7 separate regions of the Homo sapiens genome follow, and all the other regions are linked to region 2. Evidence: chromatin contacts called from ENCODE Hi-C or POLR2A ChIA-PET data. All regions are on one chromosome and are shown on one strand. Each heading gives the region's core, a stretch centred on a gene start or an enhancer-like site at or near the end of the contact. The rest is flanking DNA. Distances are from core to core; before and after follow the strand shown.

Region 1 (3,550 bases), core at 1,051-3,550, 710 kb after region 2:
ACTGGCACAATCTCGGCTCACTGCAACCTCGACCTCCTGGGTTCAAGCGAATCACCTGCCTCAGCCTCCTGAGTAGCTGGGATTATAGCTGCCTGCCACCACGCCCGGCTAATTTTTTTGTATTTTTAGTAGAGACGGGATGTCACATGTTGGCCAGGCTGGTCTCGAACTCCCGACCTCAGGTGATCCACCCGCCTCGGCCTCCCAAAGTGCTGAGATTACAGCTGTGAGCCACCACGCCCGGCCTGGACATGTAAATTCTAGAGTAGAGTTGTCAGCAAAGACAGAAAAGCCAAAAGAATGAATGAGATTAATAAAGGAGTGAGTGTACATAGAAAAGAGGTCTAAGGACTGAGCCCTGGGACACTTTATTCTGGCAACTGACAAACAGCTGGTGGTTTAAAGCTAGTGAGGACACCAAAACAGAGGCATACACTACCAACATGCAAGTGCAGAGCTAAGCAGTAGGTCAGAGGCAGATGCATAAACAAGGCTCATAAGAACGGCCAGGTACTGAAAGCAAGAGTAACAGATGTCAAATACAGGGAAACCGTTTTAGCCACAGGAATAGGAATCCAAGAATAGGCTGGACAATTGGAGTGAGAAAATTTAAGTGCAGAGTCAGGGGAATATATTCTAGAGGTCGGCAAAAATGGGAGTTGGCCCTTAGGCAGCTTTCTGCCTTGGGCTCCTATTGCATCTTTAATTTGGTTTCTGTCCTCTATGGGTGTCTGTGTCTCTCTCTCTTTTTGAGATGGAGTCTCACTCTGTCACCCAGGTTGGAGTGCGGTGGCACAACCTCGGCTCACTGCAACCTCCGCCTCCCAGGTTCAAGTGACTCTCCTGCCTCAGCCTCCCAAATAGCTGGGACTACAGGCGCCTGCCACCATGCCCAGATAATTTTTGTATTTTAGTAGAGACAGGGTTTCACCAAGTTGGCCAGGCTGGTGTCGAACTCCTGATCTCAGGTGATCCGCCGGCCTCGGCCTCTCAAAGTGCTGGGATTACAGGAATGTGCCACCACGCCCTGCTAATTTTTTTTGTTTTTAGTAGAGACAGGGTTTCGCCAAGTTAGCCAGGCTGGTCTCGAACTCCTGACCTCAGGTGATCCACCCACCTTGGCCTCCTAAAGTGCTGGGATTACAGGCGTGAGCCACCACGCCTGGCCGACTGATCTGCTTTCTATCACTGTGGTTTTATTTTTCTAAAATTTCATATAAATGGAATTGTACAACATGTACTCTGTGTCTAGATTCTGTCACTCAACATAATCACTGTTAGATTCACATTTGGATTGTTTCCAGTTTGGAGTTATTATAAATAATGTAAAATTGGCCCTTTTTAAGTGAAGATGGTGATCGCAACTAAATCAAGTTGGGTTTTATTTTTATTCCCCTCCCTGTGGGACATCAGTACCTGGGGAGAAGGATCCTTTTGCTAAAATAAGGTGATGAAAACAAATCTTGTATATTTTAGTCATATTACTCCTTTAAATATCAGTATCTTGTGTTTATTTATTATTATCCTTCTTTTTTATATACAGGGTCTCGCTCTGTCGCCCAAGCTGGAGTGCAGCGGCGCGATCATGGCTCACTGCAGCCTCGAATTCCTGGGCTCAAGATCCTCTCTTCTCAACCTTCCCGAGCAGCTGGGACTACAGGCGTGCGCCACTGAACTCGGCTAATATTGTAGTATTTACTAAGTATCTGTAAATCCTAATCAATATAAGGAAAATAAAGTTTTTTAAATGTTAGGCTTTTTCTTTTAGTTGTAGGAAAATAAATGCTAAAGCCTCTGAATTCAATGATAAAAAATACAAGTCGCTCCCCTAGTGAGGCAAAATTTGGACGGCATTGAGTTTATCTGATGGAAACTAAGCGTGAAGAACCTATCTTTCGACCTGGAAAACTCTGAAGATGAAAGGATTCGATTTACTCACAAACAGGGACCCTGAGATAGCTCTGGCCCCTGAACGCCCAACAAAAGCGGGTAGCTGCTTTGTATGCCGGGATTTGTAGTCCCCGACAGAGTCACTTCAAGATGGCGGAATTGCTAATGACGCGCGAAGGGGCGGGCCCCGAGGGAGTCTGGGCCGCGAGGGGATTGGGTGGCGCAGGAACTTGGCGGGCGGGAAGTAAAAACCAGGTGTTAAAACCTTTGCACTGGGAAAGGCCCAAGTCTCGCGAGAGCTTGGCAGGACCCAATGGAACGTGGGGCCCGACTTATCACAAGGGGCATTTGTTGGGGGCGGAGCTTTGACGGGAGCTTCCCGGGAGCCGTTTGTGCCCGGGGTAACCCCGTTCCGGCCAAGCCGCTTCAGCGGGGGACGTAGCCATGAAGGAAGAGAAGGAGCACAGGCCTAAGGAGAAGCGAGTAACCCTGTTAACCCCCGCCGGGGCCACAGGCAGCGGTGGTGGGACCTCGGGGGACAGCTCCAAGGGGGAAGATAAGCAGGATCGCAACAAGGAGAAGAAAGAAGCGCTGAGCAAGGTGCCCGGTCGGCCGCTGGCCCGGGAGAGGGCGGGACGAGTCCGCAGCGCGGGGAGGATGGCTGGGAATGGGGCTGCCCCCTTTCTTTCTCAGGTTCTCCTTCTATCTCTTCGCCTGAATGGAAGTCGCATCATCCTGGTTCATCCATTCACCCGAAATGGGGAGAGCCCCTCCCGGCCAAATCCTGGGTGGGGGTGAGGAAAAGAGGGGACTCCCCAAACGGGAAGGGTTTAGGTCAGAGCTGTGAGATGATAATGGGAGGGAAGAGCGACGGTATAAAGAATGAGGAACTAAAGGTGTAATTGGGGAGAAATATTAAATAGTGAAGGAGACATGAGGGATGGGAATATTATTCATGGAGGCGAGTTGGGGGAGAGTGCAGGGTGATTAATGGTACAGGAGGGTAGATCGAGAGCATCCTATTTTGAGAGCAATGGGTAGATTTTTTGTATTCGTTAGAGTTTTGAATTCTTAAGTTCAATGGGCAAGGATTTTGTTTTAAGATGTGTTGGACGTGGGAGAAACTTGTTGCTAAATCAAGATTTCGTGGCACCCACAAAGACCAGCGTTGGCTTACTAAGTTATTGCCACTAGATCTGTTAAAAAATGGGTGATCGAAAATGATGCACAAACCTGGTAAACTGCAGGGCTGCTGTAAAGAGCAAAACCTGCGATTTTTCCTTGCTCCAGGTGGTTCTCATTTCCAAGGGTTTTTTTAAACCGCGTTACTATTATGTTTGACTAATTCTGAGCATTGGGCTGCAGAAGAATATTTTCTCCTGGGTTTTTACAAGTGATCTCATATTTTAAAGCCCAGCCTTCTTCAGGAACTGTGATTCTTTCAGGTATGACAGAAAACTGATTTGTACTAATTTTATTTTCCTTATGCATTTCTTAAGGTGGTAATTCGAAGATTACCTCCCACTTTGACCAAGGAGCAGCTTCAGGAACATCTTCAACCTATGCCTGAGCATGATTATTTTGAGTTTTTTTCTAATGATACGAGGTAAAAAAAAAAAAAAAAGGAAAGGGGTAAATGAAAAAGGTTTCTTTCATTCTT
Region 2 (3,598 bases), core at 1,099-3,598:
GTGAGCCAAGATTACACCACTGCAGTCCAGCCTGGGCGACACAGCAAGATTCTGTCTTCAAAACAAAACAAAATGAAAAAAACTATGTGGTATATTCAAAACAGATAGGAGTGCTTCCATCTGTCTCCTTTCAGGCCCCCATCTCCCTTCTCAGCGGTTCTAAGTTCCATTAGAGCCTTGCTTTCAGCAGGCTGTCATCAAATAGCAATGATATTGTCTAATAATGCCAAAGGTTGATTTGCATTTTAATCAGGGACTTTTCAAGACACAAAAACAAGTGGGCCTGTTTAAACAAAGTTAGAAAGTTGATTTATTTGCAGGGTTCTGATTCACCTATCACAAGGTATACCATACAAGCTGCTTTTACTCCACTCACAATCCTGTCACCCCTGGTTTGTAAAAGCTCTGCTTGCTGGATTGTCTCCCTGCTATCTATGATCGCCTACAGAGTAGACTCCAAATTCTTGGCTTGGTGTGCCAGGCACTTTTGAGCCTCATCTTCCTTACTCCCAGCCAGACATCCTACTTCCCAGCCTCACTGCACTTTCCATGTTTCCATAAACAGGCCTGGCCCTTTCACTCCTTGCTTTGCCCTTGTTTCCGTTCCCCAGAATGCCTTTCATCCTGTTCCCTCTTCTCTTTTTGGCAACTCCCACTTTGAGACACAGCATAAACATAATCTCTGTAGAACTCTTCCTATTCCAGATTTCTCCCAAATTTCTTGTTTTGCCTCTTCTGACAGCACTTTGTATATATGTCATATTATTGTTATGGAAATTAGTTTTGAAACTATCTTCCCCTACTGGCTTCTCAAGGGCAGAGACCTTGCATAGTCTTACCATACATGCTAACTGAATGCTTTTGCAGTTAGAATGATCAACAGGTTGGCAAATTTAGTTTTTGATATTGTGTTACCTCCCTCTGAGAATGCCCCAAGGTTAAGTAAAAACTCCCAACAGGGAATTTACAAGGTTTATTGTTGCTAATTTAACCAAACTTAAAGATTTTTTAAATCAATAATCAATTGTAAAGCATGGGGTCATGAAACACATTAGTAGAAAACACTGACTTTTGCCGATATGGTTCTAAAATGTCTCCTTTGGGACAGCGTGTAAACTGAGATTTGGCAAAAGAAGGAAGTGGGTCTTAGCTTTGTTGGGTCTATAAATTACTGAGTTAAGGACTGATAGAGTGGGGGTTAGGACGATCCTGGGCATAGTGCTGGGTGGGTGAGGGGTTAGTTACCTTTCCATTTCTTCGCCTTAGAATACACACTTAATTTGGCCAGCCAGCTTAGAAAATGCTCCTGGTAGTAAGATAAAAGGATTTACAGCTACATGAAAGAGAAAGGCATCAAAATTCAGGCCTTATTCAGCCTTGGGTCTGTGGTGCCTTGAGATAAAAGAGAAACAATTTATACCGGCACCGAATTAAAAAGTCCTTTTCTTCCTATCTTAGCTCGTTTTCTTCTCCTTTCCTATCTTAACATAGGGACATTCCTCTCCAGCAGCGGGCATAATGGCATGATTATGTTTTCCTCTATTTAGGGTTACTCCCCTAGCCTTGCAACCACTCCTTATTCTTTCATCTCTTTCAAAGTTTCTATTCTCCCGGACCCTTACGTTTTATTCCGTCCCTCCCTCTCTCCTCCTCTTCCTCCTCCTCCGTTTTCCCAGCTAGCTCACTCCGCCCCTCGCCGTCACTACCTTCCCTCCCCCGAGGCTCCTTCCCGCTCCTCCCGCCACCCCCCCCACCCCCTCGCCTTCAGAAAGCTCCAATCAGGAGCTCCGAAGGTGTCTCGAAGGCCCGCCCCCTCCTCCTATCCACTTTTCTTCCCCCCAATTTCTCCCTCCCCCCTTCCCCCCCCCACTCAAGTCCTGCGGACCTGGGGGCTTCGGGATCTGGGCGCTATGAAAAGTGTCTGCCCAGTCACTTCCGGTAAGGGCGCTGCGGCGCGAAGCTTCCCGCGGGACCGTTAAGGAGGGAGTGGGAGTTCCCGGTGGGCCAGGGAAGGAAGGCGCTGCCAGGAAAGGGGATCGCGAAGGGGAGCGGGAGCAGGAGCGAACTAGCGCGAGCGTCTGGGGCACTTTAGCCGCCCCTTTCCAGCCGCCCCCTCACGCGCGAGCTCCCCCGCCCCCCGGGCGGCTGCAGCGCTTCCCTCACCCCCACTCCCTGAGGTTGACACCGCCCCTCCCTCGGCGCCGCGTGACCGGAAATGGCGCCATCTTTAGCCTCTTGTGCTATTGACAATAACAAGCCCTGGTTCTTTCCCCCTCCCCCTTTCCCCCAACCACAGCCTCTCCCCTCCCAGGGAGAGGGAGAAAAGGAGGAGGAGCTGCAGCCTCACAGACTCGCTGAGTCGCTCCTGCAGAAAGGGGGGGAGAGAGATCGAAAAGCAGGGGAGGGGGACGGCACGGCCGTTTACCTGTCTGCCTCCTCATTCGCTCTCCCCCCTCGTTCTGCTCACTCCTGGTGTCAGCCTATCCGCCTTCCCAAACCCTCCCATTCCCCCGGTGTAGCCCCCCCCTTCACTTTCCTTCTCGTCCTCTGTGTTTCTCCTCTCTTCTTTCTTCCCTTCCCCCTCTAGCATTGCTACCTTCTCTCCTACACGCACGCAGGCATATAAACGTAGGTTTTTGATGCTCCTCTGCCTGTTGACCCCGCTATTTTCATGTTTCCAACAGGTTTTTCTTCCCCCAGTCCCTCAGCTGCTGCTGCTGCTCAGGAGGTCAGATCTGCCACTGATGGTAATACCAGCACCACTCCGCCCACCTCTGCCAAGAAGAGAAAGTTAAACAGCAGCAGCAGTAGCAGCAGTAACAGTAGTAACGAGAGAGAAGACTTTGATTCCACCTCTTCCTCCTCTTCCACTCCTCCTTTACAACCCAGGGATTCGGCATCCCCTTCAACCTCGTCCTTCTGCCTGGGGGTTTCAGTGGCTGCTTCCAGCCACGTACCGATACAGAAGAAGCTGCGTTTTGAAGACACCCTGGAGTTTGTAGGGTTTGATGCGAAGATGGCTGAGGAATCCTCCTCCTCCTCCTCCTCATCTTCACCAACTGCTGCAACATCTCAGCAGCAGCAACTTAAAAATAAGAGTATATTAATCTCTTCTGTGGCTTCGGTGCATCATGCAAACGGCCTAGCCAAATCTTCTACCACCGTCTCTAGCTTTGCTAACAGCAAACCTGGCTCTGCTAAGAAGTTAGTGATCAAGAACTTTAAAGGTAACCAAGGCCAAAATCCATAATCACCTAATAAGGATTTGACACTCGAGGGGTCACGTGCTCTATTTATGTTAATATATTAAACAGTTTGGAGGTGGCCTAATGTTTTATGCATAATCAATGAGGTGGAGGGGAGGTCCTTTTTTGGTGGAGGGTTCATTTTCCGGGGGTGGTTAGGATCCTTGTGCTGAAGCATACACCGGGTGTTTCTGTGCAGTATTTTGAGGTCTTTTTCAACCTATTGTATTTAATCTGTTATTCCTTATAACACTGACAATCGGTATGATTGATCCGGATTTTGCAGGTGAGAAATTTGTATTCTAAAGAGGTTTATTTATTTCAGGTGCATAGCGAGCCTTGGCATTGCTGGG
Region 3 (4,039 bases), core at 20-2,519, 620 kb after region 2:
ATCCACCCGCCTCTGCCTCCCAAAGTGCTGGGATTACAGACGTGAGCCACCATACCAGGCCGAGAGTACACTTAACAAAAATGTATTGTGCTCAGATAATGGACACCTTAAATACCCTGACGTCATCACTACACATTATATACATGTAACAAAATTTCACATGTATCCCATAGATTTGTACAAATTTAAAAAATAATAAAAAATTAGCTGTGCATGATGGCACATGTCTGTAATCCCAGCTACTCAGGAGGCTGAGGCAGGAGAATCACTTGAACCTGGGAGGCGGAGGTTGCAGTGAGCCAGGATAGCCACTGCACTCCAGCCTGGATGACAGAGGGAGCCCTTGTCTCAAAAATAAAAAAATAAAAAATAAAATGACACTTTTTGGGGAAAAAAATACAAGCCAGACGCAGTGGCTCACACCTATAATCCTAGCACTTTGGGAGGCCGAGGCTGGCGGATCGCTTGAGCCCAGGAGTTCAAGACCACCTGGGCAACAAGGTGAAACCCTGTTTCCCCCGACCCCCCTCAAAAAAAAAACTACCCAGGCTTGGTGTCGCATGCGCCTGTAATCCCAGCTATTCAGGAGGCTGAGGTGGGAGGATAGCTTGAGCCCGGGGAGGCGGAGGTTTGCAGGGAGCTGAGATCTTGCCACTGTACTCCATCCTGGGCGACAGAGTGAGCAGAGTGAGTTCCAGTCTCAAAAAAAAAAAACCTCCTTTTGCTGGGGCATATTGGTGGAGACGGTGGCTAGGGGATAAGTATGCAGTTTTTCTCTAGGCGGGAAACTTAATTGAAGTTTATCAGGCGCGAGTCATTAACAAAATTTGCGCCCTCTAAGCTAACACGGCAATATGGGGCTTAGACACCATAGCTAATCCCCAGTCGCGAAAAACCCTCCCGATTTGCTTGGGATTGGAAAGAAAAAGAAAATACACATTCATACTTTCATACATGACATACACACACACACACACATTTATATATAAATACACACAGAAAGCACAGGAAACACAAGCAGAATTAACTGTCTTGTTCATACGGCCACTCAGTGAAATGTATACTGTATATTGTGTTTGAAATATATACTTCCCTTCAAGTGTTTCAAGTTCAAGGCTGAGAAAGAACTTGGTCTCTTGCTTAGACTTGAGGAGCCTCACTCGGAACTGGAAGGATGCACGCAATCTAGTTGCCCCACCGGCTTATTTATATTGATGCACACATCGCTTCCTGTCGGTGACGACCGCCTAGATCCGGGGAAGGGTTTTGCAGAAGTACCCAGAACTGTGTCCAAGGTTTCCTCAGATTTGGGCTGTTCCGCAGCGGCAGGTCCCGGGAACCAAGGCAACAGACATCTTCCTAGGCTCGCGAGAGCGCCCCCTTGTCCCACGGCTGCTGGGGCCCCCCAGTAGCCATGGCTCCGGTGTCCGGCTCACGCAGCCCGGATAGGGAGGCCTCGGGCTCGGGGGGAAGACGTCGCAGTTCGTCGAAGAGTCCGAAGCCCAGCAAATCTGCCCGCTCCCCGCGGGGCCGCCGCTCTCGCTCGCACTCTTGCTCTCGGTCCGGGGACCGGAATGGACTCACCCATCAGCTGGGTGGCCTCAGCCAAGGCTCCCGAAACCAGTCCTACCGCTCACGCTCGCGGTCGCGTTCTAGAGAGCGGCCCTCTGCGCCCCGGGGCATCCCCTTCGCTTCTGCCTCCTCGTCAGTCTATTACGGCAGCTACTCGCGCCCCTACGGGAGCGACAAGCCTTGGCCTAGCCTCCTCGACAAGGAGAGGGAGGAGAGCCTGCGGCAGAAGTGAGTGAGACGGCCGCACTTTCTCTTGTACGAGCCTACGTGCCTTTGGAGTCCGATCTATCATTCATTCCGCTTCTGACTATTCGCATTTCGCTCACTCTGCTTGCCTTGCGCCCATTTTCATCCCTTTCTTTAATCCACCCACGACAACCCTTTATTCGTCCTTTTCATTTTCCCTTACCCTCAGGCCCCTTCATATAGTGCCCTGGTCTCCCGCTACCCCCTTCCGCCTCCTGTCTTGTTAGCGAATATTGCCGAGAGTTCAGACCTACCAGAACTGTAGCATTTACCTGGTTGTGTCATTATCATTCGTGAATATATTTGTATTCCCCACTAGACTGAGCTCATGGAAAGGAGGAGCCAGTGAACGGAGGAGAATTCTGATCACAGAATTCTAAGTGCCTGGTACTTTATAGGCGCTCAACCATTGCTTGTTGAATGAAGGAACTTACAGGTCTGAGATAACAGGATATTTATGTAGAAACGTTTTGTGGGGAATTAGGAAGGAATGAAATCAAGGGTTTAAGTTGGAGAGGAAATAAACCTTCCCCTCAGACAAGACGATTAGATGCATGTAGGAAAAGTGATCTGATAAGCTATAGATGACCCCACTTTGAGGAAGGTCTTGTTAAGTGGTCTCAGTCTTGACCTCGAAAAATGACGCCAGGATGAGACTAGATCTCTAATCAAAGTGAGTATTGGAGTGGAAAAATGCATAGCTTGGGGATTGTTTTGTTTTGTTTTTGAGACAGGGTCTAGCTCTGTCGCCCAGGTTGGAGTGCAGTGGTGCAATCTTGGCTCACTGCAGCCTCCACCTTCTTGGGCTCAAGTGATCCTCCCACCTCAGCCTCCCTCATAGCTGGGACTATAGGTGCGCACCACCACACCCGGCTTATTTTCGTATTTTTTGGTAGAGACAGGGTTTCACCATGTTGCCCAGGCTGGTATCGAATTTCTGGGCTCAAGTGATCCTCCCACGTTGGCCTCCGGAAGTGCTGAGATTACAGGTATGACCCCACATGCCCTGCCGAGCCTGTCCTTTTCATCACTATACTTTATTACCTCCCACTGCCGGAAGAAAAAGACTCAAGACATCTCCCAACTGTTGGAACTTTAACCTACCTCTCAATGCCTGTAATATTTCTAAGTTTCTCATTTTTTTAAACATATAAGTGCACGTAAATAACTTAGTACAGTGCCTGACACATAATTTAACAATAAACAAGATATTAAGACTTACACAGCAATAATTATGAGCCTTTTCCTTTCTCCTTAAAACTATGCATTTTTTGGCTGGGCACAGAGGCTCATGCCTGTAATCCCAACACTTTAGGAGGCCAAGGCAGGAGGATCACTTGAATCCAGGAGTTCAAGACCAGCCTAGGCAATATAGGGATACCCTGTCTCTACAAAAAGTGTTTTAAAAATCAGCTGGGCGTGGTGGCATGTGCTTGTAATTTCAGGTACTGGGGATGCTGAAGTGGGAGGATCACTTGAGCTGGAGAGGTCAAGGCTGCCATGAGCCATGATCTCACCACTGCACTCCAGCTTGGGTGACAGAGGGAGATGCTGTCTCAAAAACAAACAAACAAAAAAAAACAAAGAGAAGAACAGGAAGAAAGAAAGGAAAAGGACAAACTCCAGAATCAGACTGAGTATGAAGCCTTTATTTGCCACTTAATAGCTGTGTGACCTTGGTCAAGTTACTTAACCTCTCTGGGCTCCATTTCTTCATCATTAAAAGGGGGATAAAATAAGTACTATGGATTAAAAAGGGGATAAAATAAGTACTAGGGATTTGGGGATTGTAATAATTAAGTGGCTGGAACATAACTATTCCATAAGTGTTAGCTATTAATGTTTCATGCATGGGAGCAAAAACAGTAAAAACAGTCCTGAGTTAGGTTGGAGACCCATCTCTCCAAGTTACATTTTTCAGAAACATACCCACAGGCTATGTCAGTCAAAAAGTAAATAGTTTCTTCTTGGAGAATCCTCACCAAAAGATGTCAGAAGTGCTTGGATGAAACTTGCATATGTACATTTAGAAAATAAATAATTTATCTTTTTTTTTTTTTTTGAGATGGAGTCTCACTCTGTCTCCCAGGCTGGAATGCAGTGGTGCAGTCTCGGCTCACTGCAGCCTCCACCTCCTGGGTTCAAGTGGTTCTTCTGCCTCAATCTCCTGAATAGCTGGGATTACAGGTATGCACCACCACACCCAGCTAATTTTTGTGTT
Region 4 (4,027 bases), core at 926-3,425, 600 kb before region 2:
AACCCTTTCTTCAGTTAGATTCAATATACTGTACTAGTTAAGGGCACTGTCTGAGCTCAAATCCCAGTTTTACCACTTCCTAGCTGTGCAATCTTGAACAAGTTACTTAACCTCTCTGTGTTTTAACTTATGGAAAATGAGGATAAGAACATCTACCCCACAGGTTTTTTGAGAATTAAAGGATATAGGCCAGGCGCGGTGGCTCATGCCTATAATCCTGGCACTTTGGGAGGCCGAGGCGGGTGGATCACCTGAGGTTAAGAGTTCGAGACCAGCCTGACCAACATGGAGAAACCCCATCTCTACTAAAAATACAAAATTAGCCAGGTGTGGTGGCACATGCCTGTAATCCCAGCTACTCGGGAGGCTGAGGCAGGAGAATTGCTTGAACCCGGGAGGCGGAGGTTGCGGTGAGCCAAGATTGTGCCATTGCACTCCAGCGTGGGCAACAAGAGTGAAACTCTGTCGCAAAAAAAAGAAAAGAAAAAAGACAAAAAAGAATTAAAGGAGATAATATGAGGTGTTGAGAACAATATCTGGCATAAAGTTAAGTATTATGTAGGTGCTTGCTATTATTATCATTCAAATAAAAAATTTACCAGGAAATTGAATGTATGCATAAAAGAGAAAAAAGTGGCCCTGCTCTATTTGAAGAAAACGTGCTATAGTCCAAACTACACCACAACCCAACCCACCCCATCCCTGCAATCTGCACTAAATGATTTTACGTCTTGGGGTTAAAGAATCATGTCAACAGAAATTCTAGTCAAGAATAAATCATCTACTACTAATATCACAGAATGAGTTAATTTATCCTGGAAGGGTCAGTCACCTTGGAAGGTAGAGAGTGGGGCTCTAATATTAAAAAAAAAAAAAAACTGAACAAGTTGTTACACACACACACACACACACACACACACACACACACACACACGGATAAAAGGAAGAATCCATCTGGAGCATGGTCGAACAGCCAGTCAGAACAGGTCTGCAGAGAAGCACTGTAGGGAAATAATGCTGCAGCTGAGAATGATGATAGATAACGATCGTTGAGGGGTTACAATATGTTAAACAAAAGTTGTTTATATGTGTTTACTTGTCAAGACTCACAACAAATCTATGGGGTAAATGTTTTTATCATCCTTTATCAGCCCATTTTATAGATGTGGATAATAGGCACAGAGTGACTAAATAACTTGCCCAAAGTTATGTAGCTGGCAAATGGCCGAACTGAAATTCAAACACTGACACTATTAGTCACACACAAACCCAACATCAGTTGATATCCTGAAGGAGACCAAGGCAGGGCGAGACACAAATCACTGAGAACACCCAATTGTGCTCAGTACTACTCTGGTCTTATGTAACAAAGTCATCATACATGTGCGAACTCTGGAACCAGACAGATCTATGTTCAAATTCTTGTTCCACTGCGTACAAGCTGGGGCTGTGTGATCTTGAGCAAGACACTGAATTACTCTGGGCCCCAAGTTGCTCAATGTTGTCTTGAGAAGTAGACATCGTGGGTACAAATCACCTAGCACCTTTTCACATAGCAAGCTTTCAACAAACAATATTATTGTTGATACTTTAATAGTTCAAATTGTGGTATCCATTACCTACCTCCCATCCCAATTTAGAAATTAACATCATCCCCATAGCACAGAAAAGGACACAAATAGACTAAGTAATTTACACAGAACTGACAGCAGGTCAGCCCAGGGCAGGAAGTCAAATCCAAAATTTCCCAGTGTCCAATTTAATCATTTGCAACTTTCAGCTACCTCTGCCAAATTCTCAAATTGTTCCTCTTCCTAAGTCTGTCTTTCTCACCCAAAGAAGAACGTGAGCACTTGTAACCAATGTCAGATTAAGATTAGAAAGATTTTCTGAGTGACAGGACAATCCTCTTGCATTTTCTGGGGGAGATTGGTTCCTGCCAACCAACTGGCAGGAAAAAAAAGGTGACAGCAAGCCGCATAAGTACAAGTATCAGTGGGTGGAGAATGTCAGAAACAAAGAAAACTCTTTAAAATGTTAAATGCAAACTCATTTACTGGTGGCCATAGATAAGATGGCAGAGTTTACTATTGACAGGGACTGTGACAGTGATGAATGAAACCATTCTGGAACTGTGAAGGAAAGTGGCCTGCTGTGAAGGGGGGAAGACATCTGAAGAGGAGCGGGAGGATGCTGTAGGCGGAGGAACAGGAAGAGAACCAGAACTAGTTATGTGTGGGCTGAGGCATTTTCAGTGGCAGAACAAAAAATATAGAAATAATGTTGCTTCTGGTACTTAAAAACCCCCAGGCAGGCATCAATTCCCACCCACCCCTAGTCCCCCACACTAAAATCAGGGACACTATGGCTTCAAAGGGAGAATGAGGGGGAAGGGATAAATGGGTAAGATGCATTTCTACAAATGAAATTAAAGAAAGTCAGTTATCAAATTCCAAAAGGAAGAAAAGGATCCCAAGACAGGGCCAGTATAATGGATGATGTAATCTGCGAACACACAAACGACTATCTCTCAGCACTTAAGGACTATTATAGAAGGACTAGAGGAGTTGGAAAGTCATTGTTCTGAGTTCTTTTCACTTCTCAGTTAAAAGACAACGTGCTGCCAGAAATAAACCAAGTCTGAGTCATAGGTGAAATTGAAAGAAAGTGTTGAAATGAACGGTGAGTTATGGAAATGGGTTTATTTCTCATAAATGAAAATAAAGAATTTTGGTTCACCACATTTCTTTAAAAACTATTGGGGAGAAAGAGAACTCTGCACACTACTTTTTTCAATATTTGACTATTTTAGTGAATATAACCATGTGTTTTAAGTTCACTTTCCCTCAACACAGCTTCGGTATTCATGTTCCTCAAGCAAAGTTGCATTATGTCCTCTGAAATACTCTCATGCACACTGCAAGCATTTATTTGGCTCCTACTGGGTGATAAACATGGATAGTTGGAGAGACCATATCAACAGGCATGAAGCTCGTAAATCCTAATTAAAAGGTGAAGTCTCCACTGTAGGCAAGTTAAAAATAAAAGAGGCCCTAGGGCTGAATGTCAAATATAAGAGAAGGCAACTCTAAAAACCAAGGTAATTTTCATTGACTAGAGTGGTCATGGAACATGTAAGAGAAGATGAGCCTTTAGGAATAGGTCAGATTTCTAGAGAGAGGGGGGAAAAAAGGAGAAAGACTATTTCAAGATGTGAAGGTCCTTCTACCACAAAATTTTCTTTTTGACTGAAAAATTCCTATCTTGCCAAATTAAAAGAAAAATATCCAAAAGTTCAAGTTTCCTAGGCTTTTCAAAACTCCTTTTAATAGCTTTATTATCTGCCATTTTTCACCTTTTTAAAATTCAAAAATCCATTTCTTGGCTCTTAATCTTTTGTTAACTTAAGTAGTCCTCAAATCTAAGCATGTATCTGAATCTCGTGTTTAGCTTATTAAACAGGCAGCTGCTATATGGTCTCTGATTTCAGCCCAAGCAGGTACCTGTCTGGGTGAATTCTGTGGCAGATTTTCAAGGAGGGCCAGATTTTGAGAAACACTGGTACTATTCCTATTAATAAAAATGTACCCCATAATGTAAGCCTCTTGATAGCACTAAGCCAGAAGGAACTTGGAGAATAAAAATATAGATATTTAAGATGTGACTCCACATCCTCCTCACCAGCACCCCTAACCTCCAGCTGTTTTATTCCATGAAATACAGAACAACTGAGTTATAAAAATTATCCCCCACCCCCCAAAAATTTGGATACATGCACATACATATGTAAATACATACATAATTTATAACATAAAGAACATCAAGCTGATATAAAACGTTGGCTCAGGTTAACTCAAAACCTACAAAGTTTACACGGATTCAAAGTCCAGCAGAAAAATGTACCCTCTCATCCCAGCCAGGCTAGATGTCTTATCCTAAGCAGTGACCTCAGGGCTATCAATCCAGTAGCAAATAATAAAAGAAAAATATAGCTCTAAATCTGCAAAACCCAATGCATCACATCTTG
Region 5 (4,085 bases), core at 175-2,674, 770 kb after region 2:
AACATAGTTCTATTTGTGAACTTATAACTAATGTAATTTAAAGGGAGTGTGTAAATAATATATGGAGACATCTGCATCAACTGTAATGTAACATGAAGCCATCTATGGTTTCTATTAGTGACCAAGTCACGAGTACTGCTAATGCCACTGTGGTCTGTTGCCTACATTCCTAAATAAAGAAAGCATTACATTTCATTAAATTTGGTGAAAATAAAGTTGTATTTTCCCATTCAAGTTCATGGGATCCTCTGAATTCTATACATGGACTCTTGTGGACTCCAGGTTAAAAACCCTTGCTGTAATCCGTTGGTGTAAAAATGCTTGAGGTGACTGCAAATATACATGGAGGTTTTTGCGTTTATTTATTTACTTTTTCTTTTTTGAGATGGAGTTTTGCTCTTGTTGCCCAGGCTGGAGTGCAGTGGCGCAATCTCGGCTCGCTGCAACCTCCGCCTTCAGGGTTCAAGAGATTCTCTTGTCTCAGCCCCCGCAGTAGCTGAGATTACAGGCGCCCGCCACCACGCCTGGTTAGTTTTTTTGTATTTTTAGTAGGGACGGGGTTTCACCATGTTGGCCAGGCTGGTCTCGAACTCCTCGTTTCAAGTAATCCGCCCGCCTAGGCCTCCCAAAGTGCTGGGATTACAAGCGTGAGCCACCACGCCCAGCTTATTTTTATGTTTATTTTATTTACTCATCAAAAAGGAAAGGTTTTTGCTTTTAAATGGGGAAAAGGATGAAAATGGGGAACACTAGCATCCCAAACGCATGTTATTAATTATTGTACATCTTGCCAAAGGCGGGCTACAATGTCAGGCTGGACTTCTAGCAGCCAAGGAAGAGGTTCTGTCCCTAACTTTCTGAGTTGAAAACTTTGATTGGCAACCTTCCGCCTAGTCGAAAACCCCTAGGCTTACATAAGCGTCCACGTGGTCCAACCCCCTCCAACTTCTCCGGCTTCCTCCGACACGACTGTCCCTTCCCACACCTCCCAGCCAGGCCGAAATGACTCGTAACCCTCTGGGAAAATGGCACTTACTCTCCGCCTGCCGAGCTCCGACCCGGCGTTCCGAGTCCCCGGCGCCCGGAGGTGACGGTCGCTTCCCCTGCCCTCCCTTAGGGTTAGTCCCGCCCAATCGGCTCCTTAATTTTTCGGAGGGGCTTCTACTTTGGCATTTATCACGGGCTGTCTGCCTCACTTACGAAGCAGGGTGCCCCTAGCACACTGCCGGGCCCCTGGGGGAACGCACTTAGGGAAGCGAAGCAAAGCTAACTGCATTTGGCAGAAACCAGCGCGCTTTCCCACGGCGCCACGGGAGCGCACCGCTAGACAGAGAAGGCACTAGAAGAGGCGGTCGGTGCATAGCGTCACCTCCTAAACTCCGCCCATCGGAAGCGCCTTCTAAGCTCGTTCTTCCGCCAGCTTCCCTCCTCTTCCTTTCTCCGCCATCGTGGTGTGTTCTTGACTCCGCTGCTCGCCATGGTAAGTCCATCGGCCCCCATCGGCCCCGGGGTGGCTTCCCAAAACCCGAGGCCGCTGCCAGGAAATGCCTGGGCCGCGCGGAGCGTTGAGGGGCGGGAGCCTTTTAAAGGCTTTTTCAAGAAAATATCCAGTTCGGCCACTGTTGTCTTTCGTGGCCTGGAGGGAAGCTAGTGAGCCAGCGAGCAACCTGGAGAGGGACGGGCTGCGCTGCGGCCGCGGATTCAAGGGGGCTCTTTCTTTGCCCGGCCGCTGCCGAGTCGGGCAGGGATTCCGGTTTCCCTTCGCTTGTAGCGAACTCGTTCTGGAGGCGGGGGGTGGGAGGTGGCAGCCACCCCCGAAATCGTGGCCTGACTGTGGGCTGCCCGTGGCATGCGCAACGTGGAGGGTAATCAGGAGGGTATTGTGGGCTACTGGTTTTCGAAAAGGGTTTAGCTTGGCGTGGAGAAGCGAACCGCATTTTTAGATCCCAGGACTTTTGTTTAGAGGACGTTTATTCAGAGACTTGAGCGTCACCCCGTGGAAGCGCCTAGAACAAGGGGTGTTTTGCGAACCTGTGTGTCATTCTGGCCTTCTTAGTAAATGGCAGCAGCGAACCAGTCACTCTTTACTGGGAAATGTAAAATGTTGATTTCTAGATATGGAGGCGATAAGTACTGGTATTTTATTACTTGTCAAGTAATTTATTACTTGACAAAATTTACAACTGCTACTGTGGATGGGGGACGGGGTGTAATCTTTGCCTTCTTTGTATTGGCTCCCATTATTATGCAAGGGTATGTTCGTCCAGGTTGGCCAGGCATTAAACCTGCATCCGTGCCAATTTTGCAAGATTATTCTGTAGATTTGGGGGAGTATTGGGGTTGGCCTTAGATGAAAGCCAAAAGATGCAACTAGAAATTGAGACAGTCATCCTTGGAAAAGTGACATTTCATTTATTTTTAAATTTAAAAGTTTATTTTTTTAGCCAGTGAAATTTAGCAGTAGAGATAGAGTTAGGATTAATACCGAAATGGTGAGTAGGTTAGATCTTCTGAATGTCAGGGACTTTCCCTAAGTCTTAATTACCCTCCCAATAACACTTGAAAAGTACGTACCCCTGTTTTACAAAGTAGAGCACTGAGATTCGTTGACTTGCAAATGGTAGGTAGGTGGTTCTGTTTGACTCAAAGCTGTGTTCTTCCCAGGAAGCCAGATTCCCTAGCCATTCCCAGTGTGGTCGTCTGAGTCCTTGGGGGACCACAGGGTAAATTGAAAGGTAGCCTCTGGCTGTGGAGCAGAAAGGACCTGGGTTTGAATCCTGGTTCTGCACATTGATGCTCTGATTTTGTGCATGTTTCTTAACCGGATTCCACTTATTTTATCTGAACGATGGAAACTGTGGTATCTGCCCCCAGAGAAGTTGTGAGGGTCAGAGACTTGCTTGGCTTGATGGCTTAGCATTGAGAAGATTTTGGGGCTGGGGTATGTGTTAAGCACTCAAATGTTGGTTTGAAGGAGTTCTTGACTTTGAATCATTCGGGCAGGCTCTAATATTGTCTAAATTGATTGCATTTTCTTCCCAGTCTTCTCACAAGACTTTCAGGATTAAGCGATTCCTGGCCAAGAAACAAAAGCAAAATCGTCCCATTCCCCAGTGGATTCGGATGAAAACTGGAAATAAAATCAGGTAAGACCTCCATCATACTGCTTGTATTTTGCTAAATGTAAGAGCCACTGTGTCTGGCCAGGGTTACTTTTTGAGTATAAATACATGATTAAAATTGCATGCAATCCAATCCACCCTTTGACAGCATTCTCAAATTCGTTTTTAAAAACGTACTTCCTTTGTTTCTGCACTGCATCCAGCCCACATCTGGGCTTATGGGCAGATAATTCTCCAATACTTATTAATTTCCTGGTCATCTTCAGTCTGAGCTAGGTCATAAGGTGGAAGGCTGTCTTATACACATCCTGGTGGGGAAGACCCAGTCAGTATTTTTAGGCTTTTTGTTTTTGTTTTTGTTTTTGTTTTTGTTTTGAGACGGAGTCTCGCTCTGTTACCCGGGCTGGAGTGCAGTGGCACAATCTCGGCTCACTGCAACCTCTGCCTCCCAGGTTCAAGTGATTCTTTTGCCTCCGCCTTCAGAGTAGCTGGGACTACAGGCGTGCGTCACCACGCCCAGCTAAGTTTTATATTTTTAGTAGAGATGGTATTTCACTATATTGGCCAGGCTGGTCTCAAACTCCTGAGCTCAAGTGATCTGCCCCTCTCGGCTTCCCAAAGTGCTGGGATTACAGGCATAAGCCATTGTGCCCGGCCTTTGTTTTTGTTTTTTGAGACAGGATCTTGTTCTGTTTTACATGCTGCGTTGACACTATCTCCCTGCAACCTCTCCCTACCTACCAGACTCAAGTGACCCTCCCACCTCATCTCTCTGAGTAGCTGGGACTACAGGCACACGCCACCACACCTGGCTAATTTTTAAATTTTTTGTAGAGATGGGGTCTCTCTGTGTTGCCCAAGCTGGTCTTGAACTCCTGAGCTCAAGCAATCCTCCTGTCTCACCCTACCAAAGTGCAGAGATTACAGGCGTGAGCCATCACACCTAGCCCAGTCTTTTAGATG
Region 6 (3,584 bases), core at 1,029-3,528, 950 kb after region 2:
TACCATCACATCAGCCATTAAGTTTCAACACTTAAATTTTGAAGGGGACACACTCAAACAATAGCAGGCTGAAATTAATCTAATTATAAAATAACAAATCAGCTTAAAATGTAGGCTCCAAGGAAATGATTTTCACTGGGTTGAGACAAAAGGAAGAGCTTCATTCATTTATGCATTTAATTCAACAAATATCTCTGGAGTGCCTGCAGGATCAAGGTATAGGTGCTAAGACCAAAACAGATGAGTTCCATGCTTTCATGTAACTGACATTCCAGTGGAATACAGCAAGAATACAAAAAGGAAAGAAAGTGGTTTTTCTCTGTTGTCCTGAAATTGATTACAAGCTGGGTAGGGAGAAATAGCCCTATGTAAAACTAAATGTGCCACCAGCAGTAGGACCACTGGATGAGGTGGCTTTGACTCAGTGCCCTCTTTAACTCTCTAATGACATATTTCTAACTATATGACACCTTATGCGTAGGGGTGTATTGGACTGAGAAGAGCAGAAGATAACAGCACTTTTCAGTTTCAGAATTCTGTATTTCCATGTCTGTCTTTCTCTATGGTGGGCATTCATGTTTATTGAGGTAATGTTAGTCTCTAAACCATCAAATCAAAGAATATAGTACTACGAAGGAAGGTTAGAGATAATAAATTCAAGTAATGATTGTACGAGTGAGAAAAATAAGGCCACAGAGGTGAAGTGTCTTGCCGAAGGCTGTAGAGATAGTTGTTGGCAATGATGAGATGAGAATTTAGGTCACCTGACTCCTCATCTAGTGTTCCCCCAGTCATTTGCCTTTGCACTGCTCTGTTTTCTTTCTTTCTTTTTTTTTTGAAACAGAGTCTCACTCTGTTGCCCAGGCTGGAGTGTAGTGGCGCGATATTGGCTCACTGCAACCTCTGCCTCCCGGGTTCAAGCGATTCTCCTGCCTCAGCCTCCGGAGTAGCTGGGATTACAGGCGCCTGCCACCACGCCCGGCTAATTTTTGTATTTTTAGTGGAGACAGGGGTTTCACCATGTTGGCCAGGCTGGTCTCGAACTCCTGACCTCAAGTAATCCTCCTGCCTCGGCCTCCCAAAGTGCTGGGATTACAGGCGTGAGCCACCGCACCCAGCCTGTTTTATTTTCTTCACAGCATGTATCACCTTGTGAACTTTTTAAAAACATTTCGATTGTTACCCCAATAAACATGAATGCCCACCACGGAGAAAGACAGACGTGGAAATAAATTATGAAAGTGTGTAAAGTGCTGTTATCTTCTGCTCCTCTCAGTCTAATACACCCCTAACATAAAGTGTCATATAATTAGAAATACGTCATTAAAGAGTTAAAGATGGTAGTGTGTTAAAGCCACCTCATCCAATGGTCCGGCTCCTGGTGGAACATTTAGTTTTATGCAGGGCTATTTCTCCCCACCAAGATTGTAGTCAATTCCAGGACAACAGAGAAAACCCACTTTCTTTCCTTCTTTTTTGTACTCTTGCTGTATTGAGCACACAGTAGGTGCTGTGTAAATTCCCGCCGACAGACACTCATTGATTAACTGCTTTCGTGACACAGGTTGGCAGATAGGGACTGAAGTTATTGAGTGAAGCTGACTCCGGGTGGAGTGATACATTTGGCTACAGTGATTGAGCGGCTCTACCTTGCAGTACCCTCTTCTGTGGGCCCCTTTTGTATCTTGTAATCTTTTGCACTTAAGTTGATACGTGAAATACAGACTTGCAATCGTGATCAGAACTGTGTAAACAGTATCTGTGTTCGTAATTGGGATACAGTATGGACTTGAAACTGGCTAACTTGAGAAGCGGCGCTGTGGATGATTTTCTTGGCAAGTGTTTCATTTTTACTACGTTTCCGCAGTAAGCTATTACACAAAGCTAATGATGCACGATGCACAGAGCATTTCAAGCTACTCTCTGAAGAAAAGGCACCTCGGGGAGCTGACTGTTTTGTTTTGTTTTAATGTAAAGTCCAGTGCAGACCTAAATCCCTTACAAGGAACATGGTCTCACTGTCGCGCCGCTTAAAAATCCAGGGAAAAGCGTCAGACGAGCCGTGGGCTACCAACATTCATCTGAGGGCACCTTCTAACCATATTCTCGAACCTCAGAGAACCTTCCTAAATTCCCTTTCTGGAGTCCCCGCCCTCCGCTTGTCACCGTAGTGCGTCAAAGGCCCGTAGTCGTCACTGGAGGGAAAAAAGTACGTCGCGCGAGATTCTGCGACGGGATTTGGAAGTTAGGGAACAGCCGCGGCGCAAGCGCACTGGCCTCACAACCCCGGACGGCACGCGGGTAGGTAGGCTAGAACCTAGAGGAGGGGAGCAGAGCGTGCTGGGGTCTTTTATCGCTCTCCGCGCAGTGCGTGGGTCTGCGGATCCGTGGAGGTGCGGAGCCTGACTCGGCCTCCCCGGCTCGCGCGTGAGTGCGGCGGAAGCCCTTCTGCTCCTCCACGAGTTAGAGGAGTGTAGGGGACGTGCATCCCAGTGTCGGGACGCGAGCTCGTGCTCCTCTTTTCCTCCTAACGGTGGCCCCCACGCACACACTCCAGTCCCCCCGAGAGTTGATCTTCTCCCCTCAGCGCGCCCCTCCTTACCCGGCCCCTCCCACCGGCCCCCCGTTTCCGCCCGCTTGCTAGCTGCCTAGCTCGCGGTCCGTAGTCGGCTTCGTCCCTGGGGTCCCTGCTTGGGGGCGGAGAAGATGGCTGGAGGACGTCTGCTGTTGGGGGGCGACTTCCTGTCGCGCCGCCGCTGCCCCCCCTCCCGCCGCCGCCGCTGCCGCCCCTCCCGCCGCCCCCGCCCGAGCCAGTGCTGGAGCAGTGGCGCTATAGCCACGAAAGTGACTGGCAGTGGGCTCTGCGGCGCAGCTTCATCTGTCGGCACCTGCACAGCTATCCCGGGGCTGCCCTCGACCAGCTCCTCGCGCTCTCCGCCGCCTGGACCAACCACGTCTTCCTGGGCTGCAGGTGAGGAAGGTGTGGGTGTCGGGTTAGGGACGGGGGTGAGAGATCGGTGATGGGGGATCGGGTTAGGGACGGCGCTGGAGGGATCGATGATGGTGGTTGGGATAGGGACGGGGGCGGGATGCGGAGGATAGGTTGGAGGCTGGAGATTTGGAGGTGCTGGAGGGCACTAGAGGGATCACTATTGGCCTGGGGGTGGGGTGGCCGACTGTGGTGGCTGGGCATGACATAACAGCTAGGAGGGTGCAGAGATCGCGGAAGCGGCCTCTCCAGGACCAGGGATGGAGATGAAGCAGCGCCTAGAAGAGGATTATTGAGAGGTGGTCATTGTAGTTGGTGGCGGTATTAGAGGACGTGGGGAATGATGAATAGCAGCATCTCGGACCTGCGTAGGGCCTTCCAAGGATGCAGTATCCGCAGAGAATATATTCGACAGTTGGAGTTGTGGGGGAAGGGCGAGGGGACCCCACTGTTCTAGTCTCCTCCTGACCACTCTCTTTTTCCATTCCTCTTAAATACCCCCCTCTACTTGCAGCCCCCTAGCAGGGTCTTACTGTCTTCTCCTGGGGAGGCGGTACGTATCAGCTCTCTGAGCCGCAGCAGCGTCAGCCTTGCT
Region 7 (4,091 bases), core at 161-2,660, 690 kb after region 2:
ACCACTAAACTTTAGGATTAAGTTGGTACCTGTGACTTTTTACACTATTTTAACCAACATGAATTTTTTTTCCTTTTTTTTTAAAAAAAAAAAAAAAGAAATATCTAGTTGTTGTCTTTTGGGACACTAAGAAACAACAGCTGTAGATCACACGTGAAGAACAATAACAAAATCAAAAAGTAAATAAATTTATATCCTGTACTCTTGAGATGATGTGAAGGACTAGGAAGAGGGGAAAATGAATCCTGATGTAAAAAAACAAGATCTCGCAGTAAATTCCTAAAGGCTTGCAAGAGAAAGTGGGGAATAAAAAAGTCAAGGGTGGCCGGTCGCGGCGGCTCACGCCTGTAATCCCAGCACTTTGGGAGATCAAGGCGGGTGGATCAACCGAGGTCAGAAGTTCGAGACCAGCCTCGCCAACATGATGAAACCCCGCCTCTACAAAAAAAAAAAAAAAGCCAGGCGTGGTCCCGGCTACTCGGGAGGCTGAAGCAGGAAAATTTCTTTCTTTATTTATTTTTTTTTGAGACGGAGTTTCGCTCTTGTTGCCCAGGCTGGAGTGCAGTGGCGCGATCTCGGCTCATCGCAACCTCCGCCTCCTGGGTTCAAGTGATTCTCCTGCCTCAGCCTCCCGAGTAGCTGGGATTACAGGCATGCGCCACCACGCCCAGCTAATTTTGTATTTTTAGGAGAGACGGGGTTTCTCCATGTTGGTCAGGCTGGTATCGAACTCCCGACCTCAGGTGATCCGCTCGCCTCGGTCTCCCAAAGTGCTGGGATTACAGGCGTGATCCACCGCGCCCAACCAGGAGAATCTCTTGAACCCAGAAGGCGGAGGTTGCAGTGAGCGATTCTCAGGCTTGAGCCACCTTTTCTAATCTACCTTCCCGGCCCCCGCGTCGCTACTCTGCCCTAAGGCCCACTCTGATACACCCAGAAACGCTGTTTTTCACTAGAGCAGGATGTAGTTTCTATCGGGCTTCGTTTCGCAAGCCTCGGCTTCTAGGCAACCGGAAGCAAGTAGAGGGCCGACCTCGGAGAGAGGGTTCGCAGGCTGACGGTCTCCCTGCCCACCACCCTTTTCGGAAATCAGCCCGTGGAGTCGGCCCCCGGGCCGAAGCCGGCTTACCTTGCCCCCGTTAGTGAACCTGTGGATGTACGCAGTAGCCAGTCCTGGAATCAACAAGCACACGCCCATGACGGAGAGTCCGGGGAGAATCTCGAACCACATCTCTGCCCCGTTACCTAGGCCAAAACCCTACTTCTGGGTCCTTGAAAGGTGACCTGGCTTCGCCTCTCTTCCCAGCAAGCCCCGCGGCCGCCCGCGAGCGGGGCGGTGCCACGTACGGCTCCGGAAGAAGCGACGGAATCTGCTAGGGCACAAGAGAGACGGGCGCTCGGGCTCTCGCAGTCCTCTTCCGTCAGTGTCTTTTGCTTCGACTCCCGGCGGAGCGCGCAACGTGGAGTGACGTGCAGGGGCCAAGTGCAACCCAGGCAGCCACGGCTGTTTCGGAGCTCAGGACTCTAAAATGGCAGAGCAGCTTTCTCCAGGAAAGGCGGTGGATCAGGTGTGCACCTTCCTTTTCAAAAAGCCTGGGCGGAAAGGGGCTGCTGGACGCAGAAAGCGCCCGGCCTGCGACCCAGAGCCCGGAGAAAGCGGCAGCAGTAGCGACGAAGGCTGCACTGTGGTTCGACCGGAAAAGAAGCGGGTGACCCACAATCCAATGATACAGAAGACCCGTGACAGTGGTAAACAGAAGGCGGCTTACGGCGACTTGAGCAGCGAAGAGGAAGAGGAAAATGAGCCCGAGAGTCTCGGCGTGGTTTATAAATCCACCCGTTCGGCGAAACCCGTGGGACCAGAGGATATGGGAGCGACAGCTGTCTATGAGCTGGACACAGAGAAAGAGCGCGATGCACAAGCCATCTTTGAGCGCAGCCAGAAGATCCAGGAGGAGCTGAGGGGCAAGGAGGATGACAAGATCTATCGGGGAATCAACAATTATCAGAAATACATGAAGCCCAAGGATACGTCTATGGGCAATGCCTCTTCCGGGATGGTGAGGAAGGGCCCCATCCGAGCGCCCGAGCATCTACGTGCCACCGTGCGCTGGGATTACCAGCCCGACATCTGTAAGGACTACAAAGAGACTGGCTTCTGCGGCTTCGGAGACAGCTGCAAATTCCTCCATGACCGTTCAGATTACAAGCATGGGTGGCAGATCGAACGTGAGCTTGATGAGGGTCGCTATGGTGTCTATGAGGATGAAAACTATGAAGTGGGAAGCGATGATGAGGAAATACCATTCAAGTGTTTCATCTGTCGCCAGAGCTTCCAAAACCCAGTTGTCACCAAGTGCAGGCATTATTTCTGCGAGAGCTGTGCACTGCAGCATTTCCGCACCACCCCGCGCTGCTATGTCTGTGACCAGCAGACCAATGGCGTCTTCAATCCAGCGAAAGAATTGATTGCTAAACTAGAGAAGCATCGAGCTACAGGAGAGGGTGGTGCTTCCGACTTGCCAGAAGACCCCGATGAGGATGCAATTCCCATTACTTAGGTTTCCCATAATTCTTAAATTTAAAAAATAAACGTTTTGTTCTTTTGGAAGTCTTACTTCGTGTCCTTCCTTTGTAGAGAAAGTGACAGAGCAGGCGGGTGGTGAAGTAGGGTCCTGGATTAAAAGCTTCAAGGTAGGTATAATCAGGATTTTTAGCCCTAGGATAACCATTTTGCCTGTGTTTCTTTTCAGAACACTTTGGCATAAATTATAGGGGTGGGAGTAGTTTGAGAAAAGAGCTATAATTTGCTCGAAGTAACCAAAGCCATGATGAAAGCAAGACCTCTGAGCCTGTTTATTATATCACATTTCTGTATCACTTAATAGTTTACAAAGTACTTTCATGCATTCTTTCTCTTGGGAGCCTGTACTACAAAATATACCCGAGCCAAGGTGTTGGGGAGAGGGGTTGTGTTTGGGGAACTGGTAGCTAGCACCACAGGCTTCACATATGGGAAATGTTCCTTGCTGTCTTGGTTATTTATTTATTTATTTGTTTTTGAGACGGAGTCTCGCTCTCTTGCCCAGGCTAGAGTGCAGTGGCGCGATCTCAGCTCACTGCAACCTCCGCCTCCCCGGTTCAAGCGATTCCCCTGCCTCAGCCTCCCGCGTAGCTGAGACTACAGGCGCATGCCACCACACCCGGCTATTTTTTTTTTTTTTTTTTGTATTTTTAGTAGAGACGGGGTTTCACCATACTAGCCAGGATGGTCTCGATCGCCTGGCCTCGTGATCCACCTGCCTTGGCCTCCCAAAGTGCTGGGATTACAGGTGTGAGCCACCGAGCCCGGCTCCCTTGCTGTCTTGGAAGCAGCTATAGTTAACCCCCACGTCCATGGGTGATAAAAGTATCTGTGCTCAGCTATCCAGTGTGACAGACACTAGCCCCAGGTGGCTATTGAGCACTTGAAATGTGTCTGACCACTGTATTGGACATTACTATTGTAGACAGAACTCGTGAACCTGCAGAGGTCAAAAACAATATTTTATCATCCATTACCTGAAACTATCTGTGTTCTCACAGTCTCTGTAATAGTGCTGATCACACCTTATTAAAATTAGTCAATGTACCTGTCTCTCCAACTGGTTTATGAACTCAGTGACTAGCCTAGTGCTTGGCATATAATAAGCACTTAATAAATAAGCCTAGAGAGGTTTAAAAAGGGAGATTGGGGCCAAAGCCTTGAATCCAAGCTGAGGAGCGTTGACTGTATTCTGTAGGCAGCGGGGGAGATAGCAGAGGTTTGGGAAGAGAACACAATCAGACTTGGGTTTTTTTGTTTGTTTGTTTGTTTTAGTGTTACTGTGGTTGCGGCTATAGGATGGCTCACAAGGGAGATGGAACACGAGGCCGGGAGGCCAGTTAGGCCAAATGATTAGTAAATTTTTATTGATATGGCTAGAATTTGGGCTAATCCCACGAAACAGATGCAAGAATAAATTCTGGGTTAGTGGTTTTTATTCACATTCATTAATCCATTTAAAGATATTCTTTTTTTTTTTTTTTGAGACAGAGTCTTGCTCTGTTGT

The links. A loop is a pair of places that touch in the nucleus more often than their neighbours do. ChIA-PET counts read pairs that join two places held with the same protein, here RNA polymerase II (POLR2A). Pooled maps may share reads with other maps.
Region 1: a loop to region 2 is called in a pooled map, with 7 times the contacts of the local background. The contact joins the promoter of UPF3B here to the promoter of CUL4B in region 2. A Hi-C loop is called at or near these places in 7 of 50 pooled maps. POLR2A ChIA-PET finds 5 or more read pairs at or near these places in 3 of 52 experiments (A673, PC-3 and activated CD4-positive, alpha-beta T cell).
Region 3: a map of CD8-positive, alpha-beta T cell shows a loop between it and region 2 (29-fold over the local background). The contact joins the promoter of NKAP here to the promoter of CUL4B in region 2. A Hi-C loop is called at or near these places in 1 of 168 maps with a recorded cell type or tissue (CD8-positive, alpha-beta T cell), 1 of 37 single-sample maps with no recorded cell type and 11 of 50 pooled maps.
Region 4: a loop to region 2 is called in a map with no recorded cell type, with 10 times the contacts of the local background. The contact joins the enhancer-like site here to the promoter of CUL4B in region 2. A Hi-C loop is called at or near these places in 2 of 37 single-sample maps with no recorded cell type and 8 of 50 pooled maps.
Region 5: a pooled map shows a loop between it and region 2 (11-fold over the local background). The contact joins the promoter of RPL39 here to the promoter of CUL4B in region 2. A Hi-C loop is called at or near these places in 1 of 37 single-sample maps with no recorded cell type and 7 of 50 pooled maps. POLR2A ChIA-PET finds 5 or more read pairs at or near these places in 6 of 52 experiments (A673, BJ, CD4-positive, alpha-beta T cell and 3 more).
Region 6: a loop to region 2 is called in a pooled map, with 6 times the contacts of the local background. The contact joins the promoter of NKRF here to the promoter of CUL4B in region 2. A Hi-C loop is called at or near these places in 4 of 50 pooled maps. POLR2A ChIA-PET finds 5 or more read pairs at or near these places in 2 of 52 experiments (BJ and activated CD4-positive, alpha-beta T cell).
Region 7: a loop to region 2 is called in a map of ascending aorta, with 7 times the contacts of the local background. The contact joins the promoter of RNF113A here to the promoter of CUL4B in region 2. A Hi-C loop is called at or near these places in 1 of 168 maps with a recorded cell type or tissue (ascending aorta), 1 of 37 single-sample maps with no recorded cell type and 14 of 50 pooled maps. POLR2A ChIA-PET finds 5 or more read pairs at or near these places in 2 of 52 experiments (OCI-LY7 and activated CD4-positive, alpha-beta T cell).

The regions. Positions count from the first base shown.
Region 1 is chrX:119,851,713-119,855,262 of GRCh38, reverse strand. UPF3B (UPF3B regulator of nonsense mediated mRNA decay) reads left to right here and starts at 2,300. Exons shown (of 11, transcript NM_080632.3): 1 at 2,300-2,490; 2 at 3,390-3,496. The coding sequence starts at 2,335. RefSeq lists an enhancer at 2,266-2,325.
Region 2 is chrX:120,559,712-120,563,309 of GRCh38, reverse strand. It overlaps CUL4B (cullin 4B), which reads left to right and starts at 2,348. Exons shown (of 20, transcript NM_001079872.2): 1 at 2,348-3,227. The coding sequence starts at 2,672. RefSeq lists silencers at 1,699-1,748, 2,049-2,128 and enhancers at 1,509-2,393, 2,102-2,396, 2,394-3,279.
Region 3 is chrX:119,940,981-119,945,019 of GRCh38, reverse strand. It overlaps NKAP (NFKB activating protein), which reads left to right and starts at 1,269. Exons shown (of 9, transcript NM_024528.4): 1 at 1,269-1,800. The coding sequence starts at 1,415. RefSeq lists an enhancer at 1,032-1,532.
Region 4 is chrX:121,159,724-121,163,750 of GRCh38, reverse strand. No RefSeq gene overlaps it. Among named protein-coding and RNA genes, the nearest start is that of GLUD2, 110 kb to the right of the region's middle. RefSeq lists an enhancer at 2,126-2,375. Within about 2 kb of position 2,175, at least 2 of the 41 ENCODE cell types and tissues checked have a DNase peak (open chromatin) inside an H3K27ac peak, as active enhancers do.
Region 5 is chrX:119,788,969-119,793,053 of GRCh38, reverse strand. It overlaps RPL39 (ribosomal protein L39), which reads left to right and starts at 1,424. Exons shown (of 3, transcript NM_001000.4): 1 at 1,424-1,480; 2 at 3,043-3,146. The coding sequence starts at 1,478. It overlaps LOC107985694 (a long non-coding RNA gene), which reads right to left and starts at 1,338. Exons shown (of 3, transcript XR_001755949.2): 1 at 1,037-1,338. RefSeq lists enhancers at 1,430-1,689, 3,559-3,618.
Region 6 is chrX:119,605,118-119,608,701 of GRCh38, reverse strand. It overlaps NKRF (NFKB repressing factor), which reads left to right and starts at 2,278. Exons shown (of 4, transcript NR_163972.1): 1 at 2,278-2,971. RefSeq lists an enhancer at 2,045-2,154 and a silencer at 2,695-2,744.
Region 7 is chrX:119,869,052-119,873,142 of GRCh38, reverse strand. It overlaps RNF113A (ring finger protein 113A), which reads left to right and starts at 1,410. Exons shown (of 1, transcript NM_006978.3): 1 at 1,410-2,668. The coding sequence starts at 1,530. The coding sequence ends at 2,561. NDUFA1 (NADH:ubiquinone oxidoreductase subunit A1) reads right to left here and starts at 1,311. Exons shown (of 3, transcript NM_004541.4): 1 at 1,130-1,311. The coding sequence starts at 1,231. RefSeq lists an enhancer at 988-1,697.